2 separate regions of the Homo sapiens genome follow, and region 2 is linked to region 1. A link is an interaction called in ENCODE POLR2A ChIA-PET data of the cell type or tissue named here. Cell type or tissue: GM12878. All regions are shown on one strand. Links, peaks and the distances in the headings refer to the core of each region. The heading gives the core; the rest is flanking DNA.

What was found. Peaks named below come from ENCODE experiments on the same cell type or tissue, not always from the same donor. Only the 100,000 strongest peaks of a DNase experiment are listed, where the experiment ranks them.
Region 2: POLR2A ChIA-PET joins it to region 1 with 10 read pairs; 6 of 35 experiments call an interaction of 5 or more read pairs at or near these places.

Annotation. Positions count from the first base shown.
Region 1 is chr6:142,814,163-142,826,903 of GRCh38, forward strand. All of the region lies in intron 2 of HIVEP2 (HIVEP zinc finger 2), which reads right to left. Among named protein-coding and RNA genes, the nearest start is that of HIVEP2, 120 kb to the right of the region's middle. RefSeq lists an enhancer at 5,544-6,013. In GM12878, for the core only: a CTCF peak has its summit at 8,976 (motif pointing left); DNase peaks (open chromatin) are centred at 5,739, 5,909, 6,535 and 8,347; H3K4me3 peaks cover 1,426 bases; H3K27ac peaks cover 4,492 bases.
Region 2 is chr6:142,946,121-142,958,861 of GRCh38, forward strand. It overlaps HIVEP2-DT (HIVEP2 divergent transcript), which reads left to right and starts at 369. Exons shown (of 3, transcript XR_001744397.3): 1 at 369-3,572; 2 at 4,028-4,271; 3 at 10,299-12,741. RefSeq lists silencers at 1-285, 336-555, 1,136-1,545 and an enhancer at 1,586-1,635. In GM12878, for the core only: a CTCF peak has its summit at 6,594; no DNase peak of the experiment used is centred there.

The sequences.
Region 1 (12,741 bases), core at 2,075-10,074:
ATGTGCAGAAGTTCATCTAATAGAGAAATTGAAATGTGACATCAGAGGCAGAGGAAATAGCAACTGTAAATGCACCAAAGCATAAAGAAACCAGGTATATTCTGGGAATAAATAAATGTTGGTATTACTAATGTATACCCTAAAGCACTGGGAAGTCATCAAAAATTTCTAAGTTTGGGAATGACATGATTAGATTTGTCTTTTAGAGAAACAACTTTGGAACCAGTGTGGAGAATGGTGGGGAGTTGAGTGGAGACTTCGGGCAAGGACATCAGTCAAGAGTTGACTGCAATAGTTCAGGGAGATATGATGAAGAACTGAATTGGGCAGAGGTGGTGGGTTGGAGGAGGCTGATTACAGAGATATTTAAGAAGAAGAATTGACAGAATTTGGGAATCGGTTATATGTGTCAGTGTGATGAGAAGGTGAGAAAGGAGTGAAGGGTGAGTCCAAGGTTCTAGCTTGGATGTCTATAGTGATAGTGGGGCTTTGCATGGAAAGAAGGTAGGACAAACAAGTCTTGAGGGAAAAGTATGATTGTAAACATGTCTAATTTGAAGTTTCTTTGGGCTATTTATGCAGAGATATCTAGTATATAGTGTATAGAAGTAGGAAACTAGAGCTTCTACTACAGAATAGTAGTCAAAGAAATCAAAGTAGATAAAACACTCAGTCTTTGCAAAGTATATGGAGTAACAAGGGAAATGAGAAAGTCTTGCTTAGTTCATTTTGTTCTACTATAACAGAATACCACAGACTGGGTAATTTATAACAAGCAGAAATTTTTTGCTCATGGTTCTGGAAACTAGGAAGTCTAAGATCAAGCCATGGCCTTCTTGCTGCAACAGCCCATGGTGGAAGGGCAAAGACAGACAAGAGACCGCACAAGAGAGGGACAAAGGGGGCTAACTAATCCTTTTATAAGGAGCTCACTCCCAAGATAACAAACCCACTTTCTCAATAACAGCATTAATCCATTCATGAAGGCGTGGCCTAATCACCTCTCCTTAGGTCTCAACACTGTTGCACTGGGGATTAAGTTTCCAATACTTGCTCTTTGGGGGGGACACATTCAAACTACAGCAAAGCCCTCTGACAGAACACCGCACTGCAACATTTAATAAGGCTGATTGGGGGACAGAATCAATGATGGAGACTGAGGAGTAATCGGGCAAGTAGCAGAGAAACCAGGGGCAATTGGAGTCAAGAAATCCAAGGGAGTAGAATATTTCAAGGAGGAGAAAGTTCAAACACAATAGAAAAGTCACATTAAATGAGAAAATTTTAAATGTCTACTGAAATTGCCAATTGATAGATCATTGAGGCCTTTTACATGAATAATTCCAGGGAGACTGAGATGTTAAAACCAGATTCCATTAAAACAAAAGGTAAAGAACTTGACATTTCTAACATAGATTAATCTTTATGAATTTCAAGCTGGGCATGGTGGCTCAGGAAGCCTAGTCAACTTATTACATTAATATTAATAATGATAACTGTGATCCTCTTAAGTGATTATGGAGTACTCATTATCTGTCAGGCATTGTGCTAAGCGTTTCACATGCATGGTCTTGTTTAATTCTAGATAATTTAGATGACTCCACAAGAGTCTTTCTTGAATCACAAATTGCTAGTCTTCTGCACAAAATATCCAACTTGATTATCTGTACTTTAAGAATAAGAACTGCGTCTTATAATTCCCTTCTTTTGTGCCATCTGGTAAAGTTTTGGGGACATAATAGAAACTCAATATCCTTTAAAACTCTTGATAACATACCAAGTTCTTGCTATACACATAACTTTGTATTGGACAATAGAGAGGATTTTTTTTTACACTACCCAATTCTATACAAATTTGGAACCTTATTGGAGACACAAAGCATGCAGGTGAAAATTTAAATTATAGCTCTAAACATCAATTAAGTGCTACTACATTTATAATAGTAGTACATGAGTGCAGTAAAAAAGAGATTGCTATGAGCTAATGTCATGAAACAAATATTTATGCAGCTGGTAGAAGTTAAATTAGGGCTTGAATATTCTGACAGGCAAAGACAAGGCTTTCCAGGAGGTGGAAATGCCTGAGCAAGGGAATGGTCATGCATCTCACGAGAGCCAAGAGTTCACAGCCAATGATTTATTTAGCAAAATCTTCAACCCTACTGTTCTTTGCCCCCAGTTCAGCCCATTTCCAGAATATATTTTTTCCTTCCTTATATTTCCTTAATTCATCTCTTTGTCTACTTCTCATGGTCACGAGCTCTGTTATCCTATCCTATTTCAACTACGACCACCTCCTCATCACTCAACTCACACTATTAGCACCGCTAAGAATCCACAGTTCTACTTCTGAAGTCGCTTTGGATTTCCTAGCACTCTGCACAACAGGACACATAGACTACCAGATACCATCCCCTGCGTCTGGCATTTCTCGTTCTTCACTCTAACTCACTGCTGTTTTCCCCACACAAATGTGCTCCAAGACCTCCTAAAGCAAACTATACATTGTCCTCTTCCAAGCCTCCCCTGGCTCAAAGTCAATCTTAATGCACAAGGCTCTAAATCATAATTTACAGCTTGGAAACCATTAATCCTGTACAGAAGGAACTGAGTTTACTGCCAATGAGTTGTTCAAATACTAAGATAGATTCTGGTTCTATATGAATTTTTATTTAAGTTCCCTATAAAAATGTTTGTAATAGCACCAGAGGGTGTGTGTGTGTGTGTGTGTGTGTGTACATATACATATACACACAAACACGCTATCTCTCTCTCTCAAAGTGGGGAGGAGTGGGTGTTGAAGAATGACAGCTCCTTGAGGACAGGACACACTTTTGTTCAACTCGACTTGAACTGTATTAGCAAGGGCATGAGAGGACTTAAGAAACAATACAAAATAAGGCAGATAGGTATGTTCTTCAAGCTATCCTTTGATCCTGGATTCTAAAGACTAAAATACAAACTAAGGTTGGAGGGCCCAAATTTTCTTCTCTGAGTCTCAGAGATTAGGTCTATATATTTTAGAAATGTAATAGTACCTTCTTAAAAAATTACTTGGTAATTAACCTGACTGAAAGCTCTGGCTAAAATACTGTGGCTCCAGCTTAGAATACTCTATGGTTGTAGCCAATGCTAGAAAAAACACACTTTCAGTTCTAGGCTCTGTTCTCTCACTAAATTTCACTTTGGCTGTATGCTGATCATTTGATCTCATTTGGAGACGACCAGCAGTCACATATACACCATGAAGTGACAATCACAATGCCAAATCTAAGTTATTTCATTTCAAATAAGCATTGGACTATTATTACTAATTTAATAAGCAGGAAATGCCCATGTGTCTTATGTACTATGCTGGACACAACTTGCATGGAGATAAATATAACATTACTAATAAGTACAAGATCCTCAAAGTTCACACTCTGAGATGTAAATAATGAATGACAGCACAATTTTTAAGAGTAAAGAAATTGACAAGGCAACGGAAGAACACCAAGTAGGAAGTGAAGATAAGAATCTGCCTTGAAGAATTGTAAAATGATGCGCAAGAAAGTGACACTTAAAGTAGATCTTGGCTGGGTAGGATGGCTCACACCTGCAATTCCCAACGCTTTGGGAGGCTGAAGCAGGGGGATAGCCTGAGGTCAGGAGTTCAAGACCAGCCTGGCCAACATCTCTACTAAAAATACAAAAATTAGCTGGGCCTGGTGGCACATGCCTGTAATCCCAGCTACCCGGGAGGCTGAGGCAGGAGAATCACTTGAACCTGGGAGGCGGAGGTTGCAGTGAGCCAAGATCACGCCACTGCACTCCAGCCTGGTCAACAGAGTGAGACTCTGTCTCAAAAAAAAAAAAAACAAGTAAAATAAAAATAAACTAAATCTCAAAGGAGGAAGGAAGGGATGTGTATGAAGCATGTATTATTTGCCAGACACAGGTGACAAATTACCTCATTGTTGCCACCATTTTAGACATGGTGAATCTGAGGCAGGACAACTAAAGTCACCTGCTAGAATGCCACACAGCCAGCTTCAAACACAGCTTTGTATGTTTTGTCCAATGTACAAGCTCCCTTCTAAAGGCAAGGAAGCCTTCTTTAGGTGGAAAAGTGAAATAATCTTTATTGCACTTAAAGTTTCCTAAAAATTACCTCTTACGAAATATTTACTTATAATGATTAACAGTTTATGGTTGTAGCTGTAAGTTTCTATCTGCCCATACAACGCTTTTAAAGCCGGGCACGGTGGCTCACGCCTGTAATCCCAGCACTTTGGGAGGCCAAAGCGGGTGGATCACTTGAGGTCAGGAGTTCAAGACTAGCCTGGGCAACATTATGAAGCTTCGTCTCCACAAAAAATTAGCCAGGCGTGGTGGCATATGCCTGTAATCCCAGCTACTTGGGTGGGTGAGGCCTGGGAATCTCTTGAACCCAGGAGGTGGAGGATGCAGTGAGTCAAGATTGCACAACTGCATTCTAGCCTGGGGGACAGAGTAAAACTCTGTCAAAAAAAAAAAGAAAGAGAGAGAGACAAGAAAGAAAGAAAGAAAGAAAGAAAGAAAAGAAAGAAAGAAAAGAAAGAAAGAAAGAAAGAAAGAAAGAAAGAAAGAAAGAAAGAAAGAAAGAAAGAAAAAGAAAAGAAAAAGAAAAGAAAAAAAAAGCTTTTAAAACCCAGTCCATTAAAAAATGCCCAGGAACCAGGCAAGGTGGGTCAAGCCTGTAATCCCAACACTTTGGGCAGCCGAGACAGGAGGACTGCTTAAAGCCAGGAGTTCAAGATCAGCCAGGGAAATATAGCAAGAACCTGTCAGGAAGGAAGGACAGAAGAAAGGAAAGGAGGGAGGGAGGGAGGGAAAGAAGGGAGGCAGGGAAGAAGGGAGAGAGGGAGGGAGGGCGGGAAGGAGGGAAGGAAGGAAGGAAAAAATTAGCTGGGCATGGTGGTGTGCACCTGTAGTCCCAGCCACTTGGGAGGCTGAGGCAGGAGGGTTGCTTGAGCCCAGGATGCAATGAGCTATGATCACTCCACTGCTCTTCAGGCTGGGCAACAGAGTGAGACCCTGTCTCAAATTTTAAAAAAAGAAAAAAGGGGAAAAAAAGAAAAATGCTTGGGGTTCAAGGTCTATGTAAGAGATATGCAAAACTTCAAAAATGTTGCAAAATGTTGTGTCTATGTGCATTTTCCTGGGGAAAAGAGTCAGGAGCTTTTATGAATCTTAAAGGGGTTTATAAACCTCTACCCCAGAAAAGGCTATGAAGCAAGAATCTACAAACTTCTGCTAAGCTTTTTAATGTTTTCCAAAAGGAAAAATACTTTTGTAAATTTAAGTTTCACATACAAGGAAATCCATTTCATATATAACAGGGAAGAAGATTCATATATTCTACTATAAGGTAACAACTTGATAAGGAGACACCGAAGTGACCCTTTCCCATGTTTCTAATAACTATTCAGGATGTTAACAGTGAAAGGACCATTTAGAAAGCTAATTTCCTTTTCATCATGCTTGTTAAGTGTTTACTTTAATTCACATCCTGTGTGACCCTATGGGAAAATTTTTAACTAATACTGGGGAAAATCCCATAGGGTTACACAGGATGTGAACAGGGCCTGTACTGAACTACCTTCAGCTTGAAAAATAAAATTAGATAGGTGAGTTTCACTTTCTGTTTGTCATAAGTTCCACTTTCTGGCTCCCAAAGCTTAGATCCACAGTACATCCATGTCCGTGCAATAAAATCCCAAGATTCTCACTCTCTGTTAAAGGAAGGATTTCGGCGTGTTGTATAGCAAAATCCTTTCAGCAGAAAAATGCAAATCTGTGGTGCTAATCAAGGAGAGGCGGCTGGAGCACTCCCAAATGCTCCTCCATACCTGGGCTCACACACAGTTCAGCTGCCGTTTTCCATTTCCTGTGGGGAACATACATCATACCACTTCCCCTATAGAAAAAAGAAAGCAGCCCGATTTAATTGCTGATGGAAACATTGTCATACTTTCCACTGGCCAAGCTTGAAACTATTACTGATCTAACCTTCATTAATTTTTCCACAACAATTTGCAGAAATGTCAGGAAGCAGCTGTACGAAGACTGATTAATTGTCCTTATCACCACTACTTTACCAGGCTCGCTCTCTCTTCTCTCTCTCTCTCTCTCTCTCTCTGTATCCTCACCACCTCCCCTCCCTCTCTTCCAGTTTAAAAATATAATTGGGATTTTTCTGTTTTGGTTGGTATTGGTGGTGGTATATCATACTCTGAAATATCCAGATCTATTTTTGATGTCTTTCAATGGCCCAAACATTTTCAGATCTGGAGGAGACCCCATGAAGTTTGGGACAGCATCCACGAAGGAAAAGGTTGCTTCCTGCTGATTACTCAGTTATAGCTGTTTAAACAGACGTTCATGAATTCAAGTCTTACAGCAACACTGCATTTATTAGTCAATCACAGACGCTAAAATTCACTTCCGAAATGTGAATTAGAAAATCAAATGCCCTTTTTCTATTTTTTTTTCACTTTCTTTTCTCCCTCATCATTTTCATTTGAGCTATACCATCTGTCCCAGCCTATCAAATAATGTACTGTGCATGCCTGGCAAAAACAAGTGGAACAGTACACCTCATAACCCCATGTAGGCAACCACTGAGCATCTATAAAAGTGGTACATAACAGAATCTGGCCATCTGGGGATAACTAGTTATAGCAAGCTTAGCTTCTCAGCCAGCACTCAGATTTGCAGACTTTTAACTAGTTGGCAAAGCATCAACCAGTGTTCAAGAAGAGAAACACTAACAAACATTTTTTTTTTCAAAACACAAGAATTCAGATATAAATTTTCAAAGGTGTACTTGCCAATGTTGCTGACAAGAAGGCTTCAAAAGCAAAGATCAAGGCACTGTCATGTCCTTGAAATGGAGCCAGAGTCAATCCAAATCTAGCATTTTGCAGCATTACTAAACTTTTTGGGTATGAACATATTTTTCCTTCCCCATATTGCCTGAATATATACAAGCAAGGGATTAAAGCCGAACAGACTTTGAACCAAATGACATAGTACCTTTCAGAGACAGCTCCAGCAGACTGGGAAGAGTTCCTCCTAGGACTACATTTAAAAAAAAAAAAAATCCAAAGGCTCTTCATCCCAGATACACTCATTCGTAGTCTAACCCCGAACCAAAGAAAGACAGATTGGACAACTATGGCTTAAAGCATTAAAGTAATAACTGGACATGTAGCATAGTGGCCCAGATCATGGACCATGGAGCCAGAATACTTGCTTTCAGTCCCATCTCTGCCACTTGCCAGACATACAAATATTCAGGCAAGTTACCTAACCTCTCCGTGCCTCAGTCTTTTCATCCAGAAAATGGGGATACAAATAATATTGTTAACAGAATTATACAGCATTTAAAAATGGCACGAGGAAGTGAACTCTAAATGCTAGCTGTTAACTGTATATTTTTCTGTTGATATTTCAGGTATCTATTAGCCTAATAGTGAGGAGGAAATAATGTGACACGAGTTCCTAAATTAATTTAACAAAGCCCACTGGGTTGGCTGAAAGATTTCCCCTGATAATACTCACATTGCTTGAAACACCACCACCAAAACTAGGTCAAGCAATCAAGGCTAAATATTCTATTGTTTCTGTTGACTATCCCCTAGCTGTCACAGGACAGCATGCCTTGTGATGCCATGGGACATAGAGGCAGGCATGGCTGGAGATGACCACACCTCACCACCACCTCCAGGCCTGGAAAGCAGGGGTGGGGAGAAAGCCACCACAGACCAGCAAAGTGCAAACAAAGACAGAAGCTGGCTTGGACTTCGTCATAATCAAAGTACTCATCAAAGAAGCCAAAGGCACTCATTCCCTTGGCACTAAGACCAGGGTTGAGGTGCCAGGAGGCCACACAGTGCAGGAAAGACGCTACTTTTAATTCCGGCTCCACCATATGACCTTAAGTAACTCTCACACTCTAAAGCCTTAATCTGCAGTAAAACACAGGATTTCGTCTACATCAGACCTTTTGAGTCTTTTGGCTGCCATGACCTCCTTGGCAGTCTGATGAAGCCTGTGGGCTCATTCTTAGCAGAATGTTTTAAACTACACTGGATTACAAAGGAAACCAATTACCATGAATATAGGTATCTCAAAATAACTTTCAAAGCAAACTTGTTGATAGTAATATACATAATTCTTTATTAATAATTAAAAACAAGATATAGTGCAGGTCTAATATTCACCATAATTCGGAGTAGTCATAATCATAAAGACACTTTGAGATATGAATCACAATGGTAATGTGATATGAAACTGTCTGTGATTTCTATTGGTGACAACATCACTGACACTGCTGAAACTACTGTCATTTGTTGCTTACATGAATAATGAAGGAAGTGCTAAACTTCAGTTAGAGATTAATGAAACAGTTTTTTTCTCAACCAAATTTTCTGAATTCTGTCCATTTGTGGTTAAGAGCCCCAGCCTAGGTAAATAATAAATCCCTTTATAATTCCATTATCTCAGATCAATGATTGCATTGTGTCCCTGGCTCCCTCCACAGAGAAGATTCACAAAGAGAAATAAAGCAATTCCTATTCTTTCCAACTGTGTGGAGAAAAACAGATTTACAGGATAGAAGTGTCTTTCCTCATCCCTCTCCAAGTGAGGGAAGGAACACTTATTGACTTGGAAATGAGTTACCCAAACACTATCAAGCCCTACCAGCCTACAGGCAAATACATAAGAAGTGACATTAACACCAATTAACCACAGCTCCTGTTCCAGCCCCACCTGCTCACACAGGACCTCCAGTCCCCTTAAAAAGTCCCAACTAAGTATATCTAGGATTCCAGCAAGGGAGACTTACAAGAGCCCACAGGCAGTCTGACAGCCAGTCACAACACCATCTGCCATGGCTTCTTTCCTGCACCAGCTCCCCCTAGCGTCCTCAGGAAGGAACCCCTCTGCCGCCTCTGCAGATGGCGCCCTCAGTAAGAATCCTAATGCCCAGTTGCCCCCACAGACAGCAGAGTCCATACTTCCAGGAAAGAGGGGTCCTTGTCATGGGTCCCACACTTTAGAAAGCCTGCATATCACAAACAAGCACAAATAAATTCACTGAAAAATCCACAGCACCTTTATCATAGGCATCCAGATGTCCTGTAACCCTAAACCCCGCGACAACGGTTTAAGCCCCGAGGGAAATGCTTCTCTTGCCCAATCTCTTTGCACCAGTCAAAGAGTGACTGAGTTGGAATGCCCTGAAGGTTCGTGGATTGTGACATTGCAGTGTGGAGTTAGACATCATTTCCAAAGCAGAGAAGATTCAAGCAGCATTAATGCTTAGGTAAAAGAAAAGACTTAAGAGTCATTTCTCTCAGATGGTGTGGACGCAACAGATTCTCGCATAACAAGTGTAACCATGCCAAGCATCCCTTTCCTGGTTTCTCTTCGTGCTCTGATCAGTGGTTCTAGAATCGTTAATAATTAGAGCAGCATTTGGAACAATTGCACATGGCACTTGAAGAGTGTTTCGCAATTAAACAATTCTTATTCTTAAATTTGTAAAGATGTAACCTGTATGAAGCATGATGCCAATTCTTTACATTAGCAACTAAAATGGACACTAAAAACAAACTTGTGAATAGTTTTGCTTCTGTAAAAACAGCTGAGGATTTAATTCAATTTCAAAAAAATATTAAAAAGCTTCAGCAGCATTTAAATAATTTTGAATTTTAAATGTTTTATTCATTCATTTTAATATAGATTTATTTACCTTTCAGTTTTAACATGTGATTTTGGATATTTTGTAAGAAAAATCCTTTTTTTAAATAGCTTAATTTAAAACATTTTTATACTTATTCTAATTTACATATATGATGAAAATATACTAATATTTTGTATATGTTGAATACAATTACATTACATGCTTAAATCCTTTAGGTCCCGAGAATTAGTACATGTTGACACCTTAGTATATATAATTGCTTTTTTGGAGTTCAAAAACTTAAAAAGCAGAGATTTTTAAGAAGCAGTAGAAAATCTGAAAAGAGTCAGTCTGTTTAAATTTTAAAGCTGCAAATAATGAAAGTAAGCAGACTTGTCAAGCATGACCCATATAAAATTCACTAACAGGACATTAGAAATTATTTATTTAATAAAGATTTAATTACTGTTCAAAACAATAAAAATGAGCCAGAAAATTATTCTAGTCAAATCCACAACGTGAACTGGTCAGATGAAATCCCTGCAACTTCATGTTCTGTGCAAATAAAGATTTTATCACTGACCAAATGAAGAATCTTTGTGGGCCTCCATTTGAACTCTTGCCCCAGAGGCCCCATAAATACTGGCAGCAATGACCCTCCCCAGCTGTGTGTTCGTAAGGTCCAAATCAAGCTTGGCTTATAACCAATTCTCCTTCAAGACTGTCACCAAAGCAGTTCCATCAGGTTTTTTGCTTCCACTCTTCTTCAGAATCTCACAAAGTTTATGCCTAATACCTCGTAGCCGTGTAACACAATGGCTCAGATCCAGTCCCAGAGGCTAGGGAGGCAACAGTTACACCCTTAATTGACCAACTTGGAAATCTTCTGCCCCATCTCAGCCAGCTACAAAACCATAGCTGAATACCAGTGAGTGATAACACATCTTAGGGGTGAGGGAGGGGTGGTTCTGCAATTTGAAACCAATAAAGTCCATACATTTATAGTTCACACCTCTGGAGCTGGTAGAAGGCATTTCCCTACCCGACACTAAAATTCAGGTCAAGTAGGAGGAAGAATGGCCACAGAGGCCAGAGAGAATGAAGGAAGATTCAGAAAGTGCCTTTTCACATTTTTGCTCATGATCCATTTCTTAAACTTATTGGACAAATCTTGTAGCAAGTTTTTTTCTTCCTAACAATTTACATGAGCACAATGAACATTTTCCATGGAGCCTGCCCTTCACACTTAGAAGCTTAGAGGAAGGATATTTCCTAGACATCTGGATTAAGGGACTGACTCCCACAGTAATCCATATCAGTATTTGTTTAAAGATCTCTATGGGGTCTTGATTTTCATGTTTTAAATAGAGAAATAATTTTAGAGGTTTTGCAGACACATACTAAAGTCCAATTACACACACACACACACACACACACACATCACATACCCCCAAAAGCACGAGGCTGAGTGGTGAAACAGTGAAGGGTTGAGTTGCTTGCCCAAGCTCTGCAAGCTATTCTATGAAATTCAGAGCAAGAACCTCAGTTTCCTGATGTTTCAACCAATGACCTTTCCAGTTAATCACTGAGCCCTCCCACCACAGCTAACCACTCACATTGTTGCCATGATATTGATATTATTCAATTTAGAAATCTCTTATTAAGGTTTTGATAATATTAGAAAATAAAACTTAGAAATCATTAAGCTATCAAGAATCATTCTTATATTTTATACATTATTATAAAAATGTGTAAGGTCAAACATATCTGATTTTAATAGACATTACAGAAATTGTACAGAACATTTCCAAACTTAATTCTCTAAGGCATCTCAGAGAGTGTGACTAAAAATGCTATCGTGAGTTAAAAAGATTTAAAAATGTGTTCTCCAGAAAATGTTAACTAATTGCATCTGTTCTAAAGAATAATTAAAGTGCCAATAATGAATTTAATTAATTAATTTAAGGTGCCAACCTTAAAATAAAATTGTTTTAATTTTTTCAGCAGACTTTCAACATGCTTCAAACATATGCACATAAAAAGGGCATATGTAAAATAAAAATAATAAATGATTATAATTTAATAAATTTAAAATAAAGCAATAAATATCTTCAAATAAATGAATTAATTATCTTCATCCACTAGTTTGCTTCTATATTCTAAGTAAAATCCTAAGTGAACAGATCTTCCACGCTAAACAGACCAATCATGTTTCTTCAGAAAACACAAATATCATATATCTGATTTAGAAATTTATTTTCAATATCTGAAAAGTATCTAAGCTCGTTAAAATAAAATATATCTTATTACATAATTCTTGGTTTAGGAGAAATTTCCGCTATGTGTATGTTTAAATAGCTTAAGAATAAAAACTTACATCAAGACTCTTAAACCAAGCTTGTCCTTTAATAAAGGATAAATTATTACCTGGGAAGGGACATATCACTACACTCAGGTTTACTGTGACCTAAGAGATTGGCTTAGGTCTCCCCAGTCTCAATGGTCCCTCACAATTCCGACCATGATCACTGGTTGAAATATCTTGCTAGTGCTTCCAAAGGTGGAAGATGTCCCCATATTTTGGGGAATTCCCTGAGGATATTTACATGTACAGATGAACAAACATACTAACCCTATCTATCCCAGGTCTTCCCATAGAAAAGGAGAAAATCAGTCTAATAAAACATTTTACCACTTCAATTCTCAAGGAAAAGGAATCCCAATGTTGTAATAGGTAAAGCCTGATAAGAATGCATGGCAATTTTTTCAGAAGCTCTGAGAATTTCTACTACCATGAACCTGACAGCTAGATTGTTGTATTCTAGCAGGCTGAGCACATTTTAGGGTTCTAAATGGCAGGGAATAGCTTTGTGGGGTAGAAACATTAGTATATAATACTCACCTCATAAATGTAATTTCAAACAAGCTGTCTACTCATAAAACAGGAGAGCTGACTTATATTGGCTAGTTTCCTATAAGAAGGATGTATTTTATCTAAAATTTTGCCTGTTTTCTCTGCTCAGCTATAT
Region 2 (12,741 bases), core at 3,200-11,199, 130 kb after region 1:
GCGGGCGCGGAGGGAGGGAAAAGATCCCGACCGCCAGCCCAGGCTCCTCTTGCCTTTATTTATTTTTCTGACACTGTACGGAGATGGGCCCGGGGCAGGGGCCGCCGGGCTCAGGCGGGAGCCGCGAGGCCCGGGCCGCAGCTGTCTGCGTGCGGGAGCCGCAGCGGCCGCCTCCCCTCCCGGGCTGTGGACGCACCGGGTTATTCCTGGCAGCGCCTCCCCGAACAGAAGTTACTAGGAGGAGTGCGCGGCGAGGGCGGACGGGGGGAGAGGCGGAGGGAGGGAGGGAGGAAGAGGGAGAGACTCAGCCAACGACGTCATCGGATCCCCCAGCGCGTCCCAGGGAGGGAGGCTGAACCAGAAAAACCAGTCTGGAGCCAGTGAGCGAGAGAGGGATGTGCGGCGCGCGGGGCGACGGGGGAGGGAGGCGGTCGGGAGGGCAGGGCCGGGCCCCACGGCTGCCGCTGCGGGCGGGGAGATCGCGGCCGCGCACTCGCTCGGTCGGAGCGGGGAACTCCCCGGAGAGCTGGTCTCTACTTGTCATGCAAAAAAACTTGGGCATCTCTAGGAGCCTGAGAATTTCCTTTAAGGATGTGGAAACGTCCTCCGTCCCCACCCCTTCCCCATTTCCCAGAGAATCGTTGTCTGCCTTCCTGACGAACGGAATTGTATAATTAGTAGTGCCCTTAGATTTGGAACCAGTACTCCGGATCCCTGGCCTCTCCTCGCCCCCTGCCTCTACTCACAATTATGTTATCGGTCAAGAAAAGCAAAATCAGACTGTGGCTCCCGGCTGGGTTTCTGGAGCTTTGTAGGGTTTTACTAGCACTTTCCGTGCCCCTGCGGGCGCGCGAACTATTCACGTGCTCGAAACGCCCGGATTACCTTCCCTGAGGTCACTCACCAGGGTGCCCCCGGCACCCCCAGTTCGGGGACCGCGGCCCGCCCTCGCCAGGGGATTCAAATAGGTGTGGGCAGCGGCGCGAAGAGCAGCTGCCGGTTTCCTGGTGGGCCGCGCTGGAACCTCGGGGCGAGCTGCCACCTTCAGCCTGTGCGCTTCCCTCTCCACGGAAGGGACCGGAGTTGAAATCACAACCAACCCTGGGAGAGCGGGGCCGGGAGGCGGGGGAATCCCAGGCGAGTGGGAGCCGAAGCTCTGGGCTTCCTCCCCGGCCGGGCGACACCCGGGGGACACCGGGGCTCTCTCGGGCCGTTACCCTGCCTATGTGGACTGGTGTGCACCCTCGGGGGAGGTTCCTAGGGTGCCACGGTGCCCGAGCGCGACGAGTGACTGCTGGGGAGGGGGGCCGGGTCCCGGAGCGCCTCCTCCGGGTGGTCTCCCCCCCAGCGGGGACCGCGCGCAGCACCTCGCGGGCGCCCCAGCCCCCGCACCCTGCGGAGCAGAGCCGAGCGCCCAGGACGCCGCGGGCCCCAGCGGTCCTCCCCACCCCCTGGCCGCGCCGCCGCCCTGCCCGGGGCGGAGTAAACAAGAGACGCGCAAGATTTGACCTGGCGCGACCCGGCTTTCTGGCCGGGGTTCCCCCTGAGCAGGTGACTCCGTGGGAGGGGTGGAAATGAGTCTCTGGAATTCCGGGCCAAAGACAATAACTGTGGTTCTGCTTTTAAAGCAGGTATTTCACCAGCAACTGCGGAATGTTTTGTGTCTCCAGTTTCAAATTTCGCGGAAAGGGACCAAATGTGAGGACATATAAAATATCCCCTTCTCTTTTCATTAAAAATGAGTGCATTACAAAGGAAGGGCAGCCCCTTAATGCCTGCGAGAATAGCGCTGCTGGTTTCGTTTTTGTTTTGTTTTGTTTTGTTTTTCATTCTGACCCACAATCAGTGTATTTTTGAGGTCCCTATGCAATGGCGACGGTGCCGTGAAGGGCAACTCAGCAAAATAAAGCGGTGATACATTTTTTAACCGATTTTTTTCTCAGAGGAGAAAAATCTGAACAATTTGGCCTAAGTTTCACTTTGTCCTTCTCTTAGGTTGATCTCATTTAAATTCAGGGCCTACTTCCACTTAAGCAACTTCTTCTTTCATTGTATAGGTTCTTTAATATCCAACCTTTTTAAACTTAACTTGAAGCCTTTAATTTAAAAAACTGTCCCAATCATCATTTTCTTTTCAATGTATGCAGTTGCATTTTAAACATCCATTTAACACACAAAATGTGATTTTTGAAATTTTTTTCACTTTCAAACCCACCTGCTACATACTCCCAGAGAGCGTTTTATTTAATTGCTTAATAGAGAAGATTAAGCAGTTTCTTTAAGAATCCAATTTCCCTTCAACAAGCACAACAGCAGCTGCCCAAGCTCCCAGAAACTAAGCAAAGGCAAGTAGCAGGCAGCGTTTTGCTTCACTAGAATGAATGTTAGTTGAAACCTTAAATACCTCTTTAAAAGACTAGATTAAAGAGAATAATGGGAATATTAAGATACTCCGGTAGTTAGTTAAAATATTTTTTAAGGAAAACCAGGCAGATATACATCTATTTTGATGATTTGATCCCACCTTCAAAGAGGATCCCTGAAAAGAGTTTTAGTCACAATTTGACAAATTTTAAATAATTACTTTGTTTCAGAGTCATGAGGATGGAAAGAAGATAGCCTGCGTTGAGTTGAAGTAAAGTAAAAATATTATGAATATGTGTAACTAGGTGACATCCTCTCTGCTGGGAAGAATCCTTTTTTTTTTTTTTTTTTTTTTTCTGGTGACAGGTTCTTGCTCCATCACCCAGGCTGGAGTGCAGTGGCATGATCTTGGCTCACTGCAGCCTCTCCCTTTCAGGCTCAAGCAATCCTCCCACCTCAGCCTCCCGAGTGGAGGGGGAGCCACTGCAGATCTGGAGCAAATCAGCACCAGCCACTCCAGAGCCTGACCTACATAGGACTCAGAAAGCATTGTCTATTGTGATTGATTATTCCTGTGTTCAGTCCCAATGGCCTATTGATTGGGGGTTTCTCTCCAAAAGGCTGCATGGCTTTTCTTCTCTAAGTGAATCTCCTTTATAACCCATATTTTATGTCTATATACCAAACATGCTATCCATATTTAGTCAATGTCCAGTTGCTTGCATGTAAGGGCAATAGAGTAATCAGAAAACTCTTCCCAGAAAGCCCCCGAAGACAAAACTAGTACTGGTAGAAAACTGGGCATGCAGCTCTAAGAAACTCTATGGGAAGTGAGGCTGGGTGGGGCACAGCTGCCCCAGCCTGGCACCCATATGGAGCATCAGCAAGGAAGTAGGAACTTTCTTTTCATCATGCATCCTTCTTATCACTTCTCAGTTTCAAAGGGAAAGAAAATTTGGTAATCTGCATTTTGAGACATTAAGAAAATAAAATAATTAATGGCTTCATGGTTATATGGCATTTTTCAGAGTATTGTCAGAAAATCATTTCGAACTGAAATTTTCATTCAAAAATATTTATTGAATGCCGGCTATGTGCTGAAGATTCTTAAGATACATCAGTGAACAAATCAAAGTTCCCTGCTTTCTTGGAGCTTGCATTCCAGCGGGAGGAGAGGATTTGGAGGAAGAATGGGATAGACAATAAATGTAAGTAATAAATTATATAGGACTTTGAAAGGTAAAATGTTTGGGGGAAAAACATAAAATAGGGTAAAGGATATAGGTGGGGTGAGGGTTGTCCTGATGCTGTATTAAATAGGAACATCAGAGTAAGACTTGTTGAAAAGGGAGATTTCTGCCATGGTTTGAAGGAAATACCTGGAGATATCTGGAGGACAGAGCTTTTCACATGGAGGGAACAGCCAAGATACAGCTCCAATACCTGGAATTTTTATAGACATCAATGGGAATGGTGTGGCTAGAATAAAATGAGACAGCCAGTGAACAGAAGGCCTCTCAGGTCACCGTAAGAATTCCAGAAAAGCTTCATAAAAGGCAAATTTTGGGCCTTTATCACTCAGCCCCATGGAATCTGAATCTTTGTGGGCCCAGGACTCTGCATTTTTAACATGTAAAGCAATTGTTACTTATGTATTCTAAAGCACAAGACCTCCTGCCACAGAGCATGGGACCTGATATATCCAGGCAGGAGAACTGGGTACCAGGAGACACTGTACATGAAGTTTCCAGAACCAGCCATGTCCATCTTACTAATCAAGACTCTCTCTGTTAAATCTGCAACTCAAATGACTTTAAGGAAAAATGGATTTCATTGATTCACATAACCATCACTCAAGGACTAACTTTCAACATAGTGAGATCCTGAGGCTCAAATATTATTACCCGGTAAGGCCTTCTCCATCTCTGTTCTTATCTCTCTGCTTCACTTTGCCCTTCAGGCAAACATTCTGCAGGTTGGTGGCAGCATTCCCAGATTATCTTCTTCCTAGATAAGCAACACAGCAGGAAAAGACCTTCTTTCCAGATAGCTCAGGCAGCCTTAGTCATGTCATTGCACCTGAACCACTTGCAGGTCTTGGGTGGAGTGATCTGATTTGGTCATGACTAGACCTGAAGAGGAGAAGGTCCTCATGGGGAAAAAAAAAAAAAAAAAAGCTGTTCCCAAAAGAAAGGAGTCTTGCAGACCAGGGGGCGGAAAGTATCCACTATATCCCTTAAGTCTTTTGGCTTAGGTTTCCCTATTTTTTATAACTAGGGATTTAGTCAAGATGATGTGCCTAATTTCCTATAAATTCTATATAAATCATTGTAATAAAGTCCCCCCATAAAATTGTGCAAAATGAATTAACTGGCATGCCACTCTCTCAGATAAATTTATGGTACTATAAATAAGACATTAAAGGGGTTACCTGCTATGGGATTCTGATGAATAAATAGAATATAGCCTTAGGTCTTAATAAAGAGTAATGACTTAGAACTGCCTTTCTGATGGATCTCTTGCTTCCTACTTATCTGCTTTAATTAGTATATGGAGGAAAATTAAGCAGTGTCATGATTCATGTGATGTTAAGAATACATAGGTCCCCAAAAATTAGTTGAAGAAAAGAATTTGGAGGGAAAATCTGCATGTCTGTTGAATCGTCAATAGGATACAAATCCAATCATTCTAATGTAGACAAGTCTTTTGATCCCACTATACATCCTTTGGCTCAGGAGTGGAGGGTGATAGTGGTAATGAAGGACCGATCAGCCAGAGCCATACTGTGATTCAAGATGACATCTGTTAGGATTGAAGGATAAAGTGCTTACCCTCATGGGTTTTACAAGGCACACAGAGCATGCAGACATCCAACTAACCAAATGTCACCCTGTATTCCAGAGTTGCTCGGAATATATTCCAAAGACCACTTGTAGCAATATCTCTTGCAATGCTCAATTAAAAGCCTGGGCTACCCCCTAGATTTATAAAATCAAAATCCTCAAAATTAGGGCCTGGGAAACTCCATGTGAATAAGATCCCCGATGACTTCTATTCTCATTAAAGTCTGAGAAGCATCCCTTTACATACAATTTCTAGCTCACTTTGTCCCTCAGATTGAATGGGGGCTGGCTGGCTGAGAACTCCCTTCTTCCCTGTTTGTCACATTCTTCAAATTTCACGTGATCCTTTATGACAAGTTGGTCTCTTTTTCTCCTTTAAAGATATTCATGTGGCTCTTATTTTAACCAGATTTCTTCTGTACAAAAAATATGTCAGGAAAGAAATGATCCCATGAATGATCCAGCCCTGGGGATGAGAAGGGTGCAGGGGAAGGAGGGAATGGTGGGCACGGAATATACGAATGCATAGAGGGCGCGAGGGGAGGGAGAGGTCAGCTGTGGGGATGAGCAAGATGCAAGCAAACTTTGATGGTTTTCTAGCTTAGCTTAGGACCAACCCTGCCCATAGTTTATGGAAGGATACTGCATGTTTCTTCAGTCCAATCTGCTGTGAAATGCTTGTTATATTCTAGAGAATGCTCAAGGAATGCCCAGTCAGGCCTTTATTCTGAGGAAGCTCACTGATGTCTCACAGATAACCTTCTTAAAGATGAACAAATATCAGATACAGGAGCAGCCAGTAAGACTGTCCAGGATTACCAATGCCTGAACTGCCACCTTAGATACAGGGAAATGTAGGCTTATGATACAATGTTAGCAATTTAAGAGCACCACATTAACATCATCCCCCATCCTACTTTCTTCCATCACCCTCCCCCAACTCCAAAATTGGTTAGAACTGAAATTCCTCCACTTAACAGTCACTGCTTGGGGTTAAGGCTCTGCCTCTGTAGAAATCTTCCCGTACAAGCTAACTACAAGTGGTAGGCTCTTCTTATCCTAAGCTCTTAATCAGTCATTAACTTCTTATGAAAGATTAATTTATTAGATTGCCTTACAGAGTGACAGCTAGCTTAGTGATCAAACTGATTTATCTTGACAAAGCATAGAATGGAGATAATATAGGAAGGTCTGGAGGGGGAGTGAGACAGAGAGATCCAAAGCTTGGACCAGACTGACATGGGCACACTAGGGCAACTAGGAATAGGATACAAATTGAAGGGGAAAGGTGTGAAACGATGAAGGGAAAGGCAAACGCAAAAGCCACTGTCTTTGGACACAGAGGATGCCTGTGCTCAGGGCCTGTGGAGTGGGGCATGATGATCCAGGCTTTTTAGGCAGAAGCTGGGTGGCTCTGTCAGCCCAGAGTGCAGGTGCTAGTCCTGACTCTGAGCTAGCGGGAGACCTGGGTCCCCTCTCTTAGCCTCCACTTCCTCATTCAAGCAACTAGGGGATTCCCTTTCAATCATAAGATTCTGAAATAGAAACTCCTAACAATCTAGCAGGGACAGAGAAGGGGAAAAGAAGAGAGGGAGGCATGAAAAAGAAAAATAGCAGAGAGAGCTTATCAAAGTCCAAATTCCTCCCAAGCTCTTGCAGTGGTTTCTTAGGGTAAAACATAAATTTCCAATGTTAAAGAAATGAGAGTACATGGGCAAGGTATAGTAGGGGGTTTCAGAGAATAGTGATTTTGGTTTAAACATAGGCTATATAAATTTGGCATACTATATGGTCCGAAAGGAGAAGCGTTGTTTCTCATTGTCAGCCATAAAACACTTTGGGAAAAATGTATTTTTCTTGATTAGTACCTAAGTCCTTGAACTTTTAGAATTCCTGAGAACAGTGACTTGACCCACTCCCAATTTATCTATTGATGTGATATCTGGTAGATCTGACCCTCTTTTATATAGGTTTGAACCTTGAGTTTAGGGTAGTAAAACAAAAAAAGTAAAATAGTTGTCACTAAGTTTGTGCAGTGATTCAGGCCCTGACCTAGAAATTATATGTAAAATAAGGTAGCAAGTTGGAAGCATCGAAGAGAAAATGAGCAAGTAGAGGATATTATTTCTGATCCAGAGGAGGCTGCTCTCAGCAAACAAGAAGATAACAAAATTATGCAGATGCGAAGCAGGGTGGGTTTACTTAGCTGTTACTGGGGTAACAACAGAGTCATCGCTGAAATAATCCCACTCAGTCATCCATGTGCTTCATAAACCCAAACAACAGAGAGACTAGTGTGTCATAGCAATACACCTTGTGTAAGAGGAAGAAGAAATCCATGATCTGTTTAGAAAGATTTGCACAGGAGAAAATTAAACTCATTTTAAAATACTTTGTACTCAAAATATTCAGCCACTTGAAAAGTCCCCTTATATAGATGAGTCTGCTCCCAGTGATTCTGGTGAGTATAATGTATTAGGAAGTTAATTATTTGTTTTGTATCTTTTTTAAAAAGATTTTTTATAAAGGAACTACTTACTCAGTATGTCATTTCCCATTGACATTCTTGTATATGTAGATGAATATGTCAATACCTTCTGTTCTGGCAAACTGATATGCTCCAGGTCCCTCTAGTGCCCTATAATTTTATCTATCATTGTTTTATAATCATTTCTCCTGCACTCTACTGTGGGATCCTCAACTAGCAGAGGCTGTGCCAATGATGTATTGTGTTGAATAAATATTCTGAGTTTTTAAGTTAATATTTTACTCCTGCCTTCTTATCTTTTCCTGGGCTCTGTGTGTAGGCCACGACACTGCCACTGAAATGTGTGAGACTCCCTTTGCTAAATAACATCTTAAATAATGACACGGGTGGGGGCATATTTCAAAACAGACCTGTGTTTAAAAAAAAATGTAGCCTTGGGGAGGCAACCTGTTCTGTTGTTATTACATCTGTCCTTCAAGGCAATGATTATTTTCCAACAATCAGATTTTTGCCAGGCGCTTAAGGATGCCTGACCCAAGCACCACTGGTACAAAGCTCACCAAACGTCATGTGTGTAAATCAGCCCTTGATGAATTGACAAAAAGGCATTTTTAAAAATGTAGGTACCCAATATAAACAAATCATAAGTGTACAATTATGTTAATTTTGGCATATATTTGTGTGAGTGTAACCATTACTCTGAAAAAGATGGAGAATATTTTTAAGATTACAGAAGGCTCCCTTGTACCCCTTCCCACAGGGTACCCCTGAGATAATCTGTGTTCTAACTTCTAAGTTAGTTAGAAGGTTGGTTTTTGAGCAAAGATATGTTTGTATATATGCATGCATGCATGTATGTATGTATTGATTTTTAAAATAATGTTTCAAGTAACCATATGCTAGACCAAGTTTGATGACTAGAGATATAGGAGTGATCAAGGCAGATGAGGCCTTTAGGTTCTATGGGCCTCACATTCTGGTTGGGAAACTGATAGAAAACAAATTTACCAAGAAGACAGTTTCAAATCATGAAAAATGGCAAGAATAAAACAAGGTAATTGTTAGGCAATAAATAGGTAGGTAGGGTAATATTGGATGAGGGTAGAGGTATCTGCAGGGTTGACATTTGGGCTGAGAACTGACTGAGGAAAAGCAGGGAAAAAGAGCCCCAGAAAGAGAGAACTGAAAGTGCAAAAGCCCTAAGCCAAGGAGAAGCTCTGTGCCATGAGGAACTGAAAGGCCAGTGTGGCTGGACATGGAAGGTGGGGACTGCGGAGGAGAAAGTCCTAAGAGATAATGTAAGAAAGGCAATCAGAATGAACCAGAGGAAGATGCCTTTGTGGGCTAGATGAGTTTTGAGGAAGGGGTAGACATTGGGGATTTAAAGATACGTATATCTTATGTGTTCTATTAATTAATTGAAAAAACTTTTCTCAGAAACAACCTTCAGTACATAAGTAATGGCTGCTGGATGTAACTTGCAATTGGGTGGCAGGTCGGCAAGGAAAGAATTCCAAACAGAGGACTTTCTGAAAGCCTAATTATACATATTGAATGTAACAAAAGGAAAATAGTTTTTAAGGTAGCAAATCCTAAAGAGAATTTAGATAATTTGGGTGCTATTCCTCACATTTTTCTATGGTTAATTAGAGAGAGCTGGGAAACACACAATGCTGCCCACAGCTCTGCCAACCCATTATGGGCACTTCTAATTTCAGATAAATGAAGCCCTTGGTTACCACCCCCAGCTTGTCTTAGAACATCCATTGTATTATCAGAGTAGATGAGTAAAAATAATAGCCTTCTGAATATCTATAAAGGGTACCTTTCTCTTATTAGTGGATAGTTACAAGTTTAAATCACGTCTCCATGTTAATGAAGCAACTCCCAAATTTACTTTGCTCTTGAAAATCTAGTTTTTCAAATTTTCTGTTTTACACAGAAAATGTGATATTTAGCTGAGTGGCTTAGTTAGAGCATCAAGTGCTAGATGTATGTAACTTTAAAAATTAGTAATTATGTGAAATCTTAAGGTGTATATACAGATACATATACATATCTTCTCTCTAGTAAATATCATGTGCACTTGTCATTTTAAAAGACATTTCTAGCAGTATAATATATTGATCCAAGTATATATAAACTTAAAGATATGCTAAAAACAAATAACCAATTGGCATCTTTAAAATTCACCCTTCGTTAAATGAAACCATGATGCTATTTTTAAAAAACGATAATATACGTATAATGAGAAATATTAAATGTCATGGCCTGGGCAAAATTTGAAGAAGAAAAAACATCAAGACAATTGCATTTAAGTTTCCAACAAGAGATTACATCACTAGGTTTATTGTATTTATACAAATATAGTAGCAATGTTTGCAAAATGCCCCTAAAATTCCTGAGTGAAAGCAGAAATGAAGAACATTTGCATGATTATAAATATCAGGATATCTGAAAGCATAAAGGTATTTGGTTGAGTTTTTCCATTGTCATCCAGATTTGATTACATAGAACAAATTGAAGGCCTCTTATTGTTTTGGTGTTTCAGAACTTAGCAAAGGGGCTGCCACTCATTTCGGCTTTTTTCTTAATTATTCCAGGGTTCCATGAACTGCTTCCTCTGACATGAGATCTAACAAGGCTAAAGACTAAAATGCAGCTGTTTACAGCGTAAGTAGGAGGCCGTCCCGTGCAGTGCAAAATCAACAGAGAGGAGACAGTCCTATGCCTTCGAGAGACAGTCTGCTGATACTGTCATGATGTCTAGTGACAGGCCAGAGATCAAAACCCAACACCCTCATTTACCTGACAGTGATTTGGCCAATCCCTTAACATCTCTAAGAGCTTCATTTTTCTACAAAATTGAGACAATAGTATTTGTTTCATAGTGTTACTGTCAGGGTTAAATGTTATACATTAAGCATTTAATATATGCTGCTTGTTTATCTAAATATTCATGGTCAGGCACTAACTTCTTATGTGACTCTGAGCAATGCATTCATCTCTGTACCTGTTTCCTCATCCATAAATTGGGAGTTGAACAAGGTGAGCCCTAAGTTTCGTTCCAACTTCAATATTCTATAATTCTTGCAACTTATATGGCCTCAGTTTTCTTATCTTTATAATGGGCATAAGAGTACCTACCTCACAGAATTTTTGAGAGGATAAAATGAATTAAGACAGGTAGAAAATTCTTAGAACAGTGCCTGCCACATTGGAAGTGCTTAATATGTATTAGCTGTGATGATGCTGCTAATGATGAAGATGATAATGACCCTATTTGCAGATAGTATGGCAGCCATAAAACATTCAGTATCAGATTGATTACATTCTCTTATTTTCTGAGTCAATGCCAGAGCTACCAAGATTTTATTCTTTAAAGGTTCTTCAAGACTAAATTCTTTTTACATGATATGATTATTACACATTGTATGTCCGTATCAGACCAGCCTGGCCAACAAGGTGAAACCCCATCTCTAAAAATACAAAAATTAGCAGGGCATGGTGGCACGCACCTGTAGTCCCAGCTACTCGGGAGGCTGAGGCAGGAGAATCACTTGAACCCGGGAGGCAGAGATTGCAGTGAGCTGAGATCGTGCCACTGCACTCCAGCCTGGCAGAGTGAGACTCCATCTTAAAAAATAAATAAATAAATAAATAAATAAATCTCATGTACTCCATAGATATGGGGTACCTACTATGTACTCACAAAAATTAATTTTTTTTTAGAAAAGCCTAAGCTCATTTGCTTCTTAGTAAGAATTATGTTAAGATTTCCCAGTGTAGATACCCTAGGCTGCTAATTTTTTTTCTTTTGTTATCAGTATCTTAAGAAATTAATTGGCCCGGGAGTGGTGGCTCATGCCTGTAATCCCTGCAGTTTGGAAGGCCAAGATGGGAGGATTGTTTGAGGCCAAGAGTTCAAAACCAGCCTGGGCAACATAGTGAGATACTATCTGTATATAAAATAAAAAAATTAGTGAGGCATGGTGTCATAAGCCTGTGGTCCCAGCTACTTGGGAGGCTGAGGTGAGAGGATTGCTTGAGCCCAGGAGGTCAAGGCTGCAGTGAGCTGTGATGGTGACACTGCACTCCAGCCTGGGCTATAGAGCAAGACCCTGTCACCCTCCTCAAAAAAAAAAAAAAAAAGCAATTAATTGATTTATTTATGGCCATTCTCTCTTTTTGTGAGCTGGATATGTGTTCACTTTCATTCTAAAAACGTACAGCCCCCAAAGCCCACACATGTTGTCAAAGCTCACTACATTTACCTAGAGAGTTTCCTGTAGTCTCCTCTTTCAAGTATTTTAAATAATGCGTAATTTCTTCATGTAACTGAAACATGTTAATGTTGAGTTGGCACAGGAAGAAAAGTTTTGATTTACTCAGAACTGGGATTTGTGTGGGTCATTTCCTAGTCCTCCTAAGTATTTAACAAATGTAAAATGTAACACACAATTAAATAAGCTACCCAAGCCAAATGAACTGGTGAGTGCATTATAAATAGCAACCAAAATTATTCTTCAGTTGTTAACTGGTATGTCCTGATTTAATAATGAATTACATCATTTGACAAATGAGATAAGACTTCCACCTTTAGCTTTCTGATCCAAACTTCTAATAGTTGAAATGTATTATTACCATCTGGTGTCTGGCCTCTGAAATGCCCTGGCGATATCTGCCTCATTTCAAGTAGTTGGGGCTTGCATATGCCAGCAAAGCACTCTCCGAAGTGTCTTGATTGGCAGGCCCAGAGAGAAGGCTAAGAACCGAATGAACCATGGAGATATAGCTCCAGCTCTGTAGAAGTTTCCTCTGGTTCAAGGCAGACTCATTTTCTTAGTTTGTGCAGCAAAAAAATTGTCATGATCGAAGTTGTTTTTATTTTGGATCTCAATCCTGAAGGATGCAATTCCTATACTTACCAAGAATGTTTCCATCTGTTTTAAATTATTTCACTCCTTTTACAAACTGGCAATAATTTTAACACCTTTTATTTTCAGTGAAAATAATTCGAGAATGAAGCTGAGAATGATACATAAG